Regions from separate parts of the Homo sapiens genome. Here region 2 is linked to region 1. Evidence: read pairs that join two places in POLR2A ChIA-PET (ENCODE). Cell type or tissue: HepG2. All regions are shown on one strand. Each heading gives the region's core, and the rest is flanking DNA. Links, peaks and the distances in the headings are about the cores only.

Region 1 (2,919 bases), core at 251-2,750:
GCAGACCAGCAGACTCAGATTAACATGGAAGTGTGCTCTGCTGGGGATGTCACACATTTATGCCAGCTCCACAGCGTTTATTAGAGAGCAGAGCCTTAAGAAGCAGGGACATGAGTCAGGTACCTTCAGTGAAGGAACTAACCCATGGCCATAGTCAAGGGCCCAGGCAGGCAAGGGACAATGGGAGGGAGAGAGGAGTGAGGCAGCTATGGACAGACAGGATTGTCTGAAACGGAGGGGAAGGGAAATAAGAAACCAGCCTCCCTATGGCAACATTGCCTCGAGCCCTAGCAGCAGAGGCTGCCCACCCAGACCCATACCCAGCTCCAGGCGCTGCCTCAGGGGCTCCTGCCTCTCAGATTCTCCCCTTGGGGTCATCTCGCCAGCTGCTCATGAGTGTCATCTCTCACCAGCCCTGCTAAATCCTCAACCCTCCCCACCGGCACCCCTCCCACCCCCATTAGAAGGCTCAGGTATTCCATGGGGCCAGTTTTCCTGTCCTTGCGCTTCCCTGATTCCCCAGCTTCCTCAATGGGCACCACTAGAACTCAGAACCCAGAAGTGTCAAGGACCTCAGGAAGGCAGGGGTTTCAGATGCCACACCCACTCTATAAGAGCAGCTCTTCCTTAAGAGGAAATCACTGTGAGAAGGCAAAGGGTAGTAGCCACATGGGTATTATATTGAAGGAAGATGAATTATGCCATCACCCCTTTTGGCACAAAAATAATTTTCAGTAAAAGGTTAAAACCATCATGTTGTATCAATGAGAACTATTTCATTATTCCAAGAATGATTGACTGGAAAGTACTTGACTTACAGGAAAATCACAGTGATACAATACAGCTCCTACTTTTAAAGCACTTTCCGTTTAAAAAAAAAATCATACCAGTGTATAAAAATAGTTATACCGAAGATGTGAATCAACAGCCAAGTAATTTATTGGCACTTGAAAGCTTTGTGGTATAAATAGATTCAACAATGAGAATGTCAAGTAACTCTGGGCCATGGCAACCTAACCTTCATTTTCACTAACACAAAAGAAAGTCACGTGTAGTTCAGCAAGGGCCATCTGGTCACCTTAGAAGAGATCATGGGAAGAGAAGAACATGATAGAACCAGGACCAATAAGTCAGGTCAACTCAAAGCAAGGGACAAGGCAGCAGGAGAAACAGAGGGGACAGAAAAGTAGTCCCTGCCCTAAAGAGAGTTCAGATTGTCCCAGAGCGAAGGCTTGTACAGAAAACGTTCAGCACAATGAACTCAGAGTCCTAAGAGAAATACAAAGGGATTACAGGATGTCAAAAGGGAGGGAGACTCTTTTCAGCTTGATTTCCTTCCTTTTTCCCTCCCTCTTTGCCTGCTTGCCCCAAACCTTCACTGGGTGGTGAAACAGGATGGGAGCGGAATCACTGGGTCTGGGTACAAAGTGCAGCTCTGCCATTTACCAGCTCTGTGACTCTGGACAAATGACTGGATGTTTCTGAGACTCAATTCCCTCAAGTTTCAGTGGCGGGGGAGTGCAGGGTCAGTGTGAAGATGAAATGAGGTCAATGTTGTGTGTGTGTGTATATAAATACCCGGCTTTGCTGCCTCTTGATGAGGAGCAAACAGTAAAAGTTCACTCTCTTCCTTACCCTTCCACTCCTCTGTAAAGAGTACAAGGCCTTTTCTGCCCCTTTTATGTTTAAATTTCAAAGAGTTTTTCCACTGTTGGATGTAATGTGACTTTTCAGATCAGCCTTCTTGTCTTTGACCCGAAGGCCCCTGTCAGCCAGGAGCCTCCCTGCTTCTTTGTGGTTTGGGGCTCAGTAGTCCAACTGCTGCCCTCTTTGTGCAGAAAAACACAGAACCCCTGCATCTCACATCTGGTGAGAAGGTGGAGACTGGGGCAACTGAGAGACGGTCCATCAGCAAGCATTAATTGAACACACAGGACTTTTAAGGGATTGTAAAACTCTAAGGAGTCAGCAGGGAAAGACATGGACGAGATTTCCGACCTCTCGTAAGAGTTTAACACATGGAGATTGCCTCTGTCATGGTTCTTGGTTGAAAACAGAAGAAACCAGTGGTGGTCTTGGCACAGGGCGCTGGATACCATCACAACAGGACTGCCACTAACATCCCAGTCCTCAATTTTTTGTTTTTGGGCAATCAATGTCACAGCTAAAAAGTGTTCCTCCTGGGCTGGGCATAGTGGCTCACACCTGTAATCCCAGCACTTTGGGAGGCCGAGGCAGGCGGATCACCCAAGGTCAGGAGTTTGAGACCAGCCTGGCCAACATGTTGAAACCCTGTCTCTACTAAAAATACAAAAATTAGCCGGGCGTGGTGACACACGCTTGTAATCCCAGCTACTTGGGAGGCTGAGGCAGGAGAATTGCTTGAACCCGGGAGGCAGAGGTTGCAGTGAGCCGAGATCGTGCTATTGCACTCCAGCCTGGGCAACAAGAGCGAAAACTCCAGCTCAAAAAAAAAAAAAAAGAAAAAAAAACGAAAGTGTTCCTCCCAGTCCTCTCATTGTTTCATGGGGGTGTCATTGTCTAGTTCATGGTTACAACGGAAACTGCCTCAATGAGGTGGGTATTCCCAAGTGTGGGAAAGAGCTTCACTTCAGTCTACCCCGATTTGTAGCAGATGTCCACTTAATTAAAAAGAAAGAGAGAAATCATTCAGGGGTAGAAATTGGCCCATTTGCAAATTCACAAAGAGTGACTGATATTGATTTCTTTCTCACACTTGGGATTTTTAAAATTTCTTTATTATTATTATTATTATTATTATTATTATTATTATTATTATTTTGTGGGGGGGATGGAGTTTCGCTCTTGTTGCCCAGGCTGGAGTGCAGTGGCACAATCTCAGCTCACCACAACCTCCACCTCCCAGGTTCAAGCGATTCTCCTGCCTCGGCCTCCCAA
Region 2 (2,919 bases), core at 105-2,604, 80 kb before region 1:
AAACTACACAAAGCTCAACCACCCATGTAACAAAGATATTTATAATGTGTAAAGTGTTGTCGGGGACTTAGAGACTGTGGAACTAGAGAATATCAGAGTAGCAAAGAAACTTGAGTTCATTTTTGTGTTGAAATGACCACCCTGTTCATGTTAAATATAGGAAGCACAAGTCTAGAAAGAATTAACTGATTTTCCCCCAGCTAATACCTAATTAAGATTGGAGCCAGGATTAAAGTTTTTACCTTTTGGCTCTCAAGTACTAACACATTGTGTTATTGTGAAGTTTTGAGTAGCATTTCAGAAGTTTGACATGTACTGGATTTGCAAGAGACAAAGTGTTCAAAAGTGCTAGTAAGGACCGATTTCCTTGAAAAAGAAAACAAAGCTAATATTGCAATTATCAATATCAGAGTACTTAGTATTATTGTCCTTTAGAATTTTTTTCAGACCTGCAATTTTTATTATATATGCATAATATAACATTTACCATTTTTAATTTACAATTCATTGGCATTAAGTACATCCACATTTTTTTACAAACATCACCACTAATCATTTCCAAAACTTTTTTCATCTTCCTAAATGGAAATGATGTTCTTATTAAACAATAACTCCCTATCCCCTCCTCCCCTCAGCCCCTGGCAACTACTATTCTACTTTCTATCCCTATGAATTTGACTACTTTAGGTACATTATATAAGTGGAATTATGCAGTGTTTGCCGTTATGTGACTTACTTATTTCACTTAGCATAACGTCCTCAAGAAAGGGTAAGTGAACTTGAAGACATAGTAATAGAGATTATCTAAATTTAAGCATAAAGAAAAAATGCACAGAGCCTCTGTAACCTGTGGAACAGTCTACCATATGTATAATTGGAGTCAAAGTATCTCATATAGGTGGAGTCTTTGTAACTGGCTTACTTCACTTAGCATAATATTTTCAAAGTTTATCCATGTTGTAGCATGTTTCAGAATTTTCTTCCTTTTAAGGCTGAAAAATACTCCATTTATGTACATTACACATTTTGTTTATTCATCTATCAGTGGACATTTGGGTTGCTTCTACCTTTGGGTATTGTGAACAATGCTGCTATTAACATGGGAATACAAATACCTGTTTGAGCCCCTGTTTTCAGTTCTTTTGAGTATATACCCAAAAGTGGGATTGCTGGATCATATGGTAATTCTATGTTTAATTTTTTTGAGGACCCACCATATTGTTTTCCATAACAGCAACACTGCTTTTCCTTTTAGTTTCTTGCATCTTCTTTGTAAAGTCCCTATTCTGCATCTTACTCACCAAGCCTCCTTTTCTTATTTCAGTTTAGCCTATTTTTTTTGTTTCGTCTCCCATTTGTAATCCCTCTTTTATGTCCTCTTATGCAATTTTGCATCCCCATATGTATGTATATCTGTCATGTCTAAGTATACGTTTGTGCAAGAGGAAAAATGTGTCTGTACAGGCAAGGAGCTCAGTAAACCTCATACCTTCTCTGCCACCCTCAATCTCAGCCCCAGCATTTTTGTGGCCATTTAATACTCTGTTACGTAGAGATACAAAAATTTGTTGATTCAGTGCCCTAAATAAATACTTTTAAGTTGGTTCTGTTTGCTATGATGAACTTCTTTGAACACTTATCTTTTGGACTCATGTCTGTTTCCTTAGGTAAATTCCTAGAGCTGGAATTTCTAGGCCAAAGGAAATAACATTCTTGTTTTTGTTTTGTTTTATTTTGAGTCAAGGTCTAGTTCTGTCACCCAGGCCGGAATGCAGTGTTGCGATCGCAGCTCACTGCAGCCTTGACCTTCCAGGCTCAATCAATCCTCCCACCTCAGCCTTCTGAGTAGCTGGGACTACAGGTGCATACCACCATGCCCAACTAATTTTTATATTTTATTTTTGGTTGAGACAAGGTCTCGCCATGTTGCCCAGGCTGCTCTCGAACTCCTAACCTAAAGCTATCTGCCCACCTTGGCCTCCCAAAGTGCAGTGATTACAGACGTGAGACACCATACCTGGCTGGAAATAACATTTTTTAAACTTTTGAAATATATTGCCTATTTGCCTTCATAAAAGTTCTTCTGAAATACACTCCTACTCACAGTGTATGAAAAAGGCCTATTTCCTGGATTTTTAACGAACACATTACTAGTTGAGAGATGTTAAATGTTTTCATGTTTGATTACAAGAGGAGATGTTGAATGTTTTCCAGATGTTTGTTAGTTATTTGTGTTTCTTTTGTGAGTTGCCAGCCATGGGTCCTTTGTCCATTTTTCTGTTGGACACTCCTTAAGATTTTAAACAAGACAGTTCAAAGAAAAGAAAATGTAAAGATGCTGGTTAAGAGTTCTGCAGCAAAGAAGCTAATAGTATAAGAGTGAAAGGAGAATTTTAAGACTCTGGCTAGCATAAAATATTGTGGAAATATGGATGAGAGAGATTCTCAACCCTGGTTGCCCTTTAGAGTCAGTTAAACCAGCCTCTCCAGGGAGGGAATCCAGGCATCAATTTTTGTTTTTTAAACTCCCCATAAATTTTAATGTTCCACAGGGGTAGACAAAAAGTGACTTACTGATAAAAGCAGGAACTATGAAGTAGAGTGAATGTGACAAAATACTGTAGCAATTTGGAGAAATTAACCTTTAAGAGAAAGGGGTTGGAGTTATTCCTGATCAAGGGGAGTCATGATTGGCACAGATAAACACATCAGCGTATAAGTGGCATCATACCTGGTTATCCAGTCTCTCTGCTGTGGTAATACAGAGTCTTCACTCTTGACGACGTGTTGTGTCACATGATGCTGTCCAGTGATATCAGTTCTTGAATGATGTGAGTTCCGCCCAGGACAGTTGCCTCCTAGTTGAGTGGCTGCACCTTCCTCCATTCTGACAGTGATTGTACAATGTTAAAACTAAGC

What was found. ChIA-PET counts read pairs that join two places held together with the same protein. Peaks named below come from ENCODE experiments on the same cell type or tissue, not always from the same donor. Only the 100,000 strongest peaks of a DNase experiment are listed, where the experiment ranks them.
Region 2: POLR2A ChIA-PET joins it to region 1 with 5 read pairs; 5 of 35 experiments call an interaction of 5 or more read pairs at or near these places.

What each region holds. Positions count from the first base shown.
Region 1 is chr2:27,794,188-27,797,106 of GRCh38, reverse strand. All of the region lies in intron 7 of RBKS (ribokinase), which reads left to right. Among named protein-coding and RNA genes, the nearest start is that of MRPL33, 24 kb to the right of the region's middle. In HepG2, for the core only: no CTCF peak of the experiment used is centred there; a DNase peak (open chromatin) is centred at 1,416.
Region 2 is chr2:27,874,370-27,877,288 of GRCh38, reverse strand. All of the region lies in intron 1 of RBKS (ribokinase), which reads left to right. Among named protein-coding and RNA genes, the nearest start is that of RBKS, 15 kb to the left of the region's middle. In HepG2, for the core only: no CTCF peak of the experiment used is centred there; a DNase peak (open chromatin) is centred at 1,638.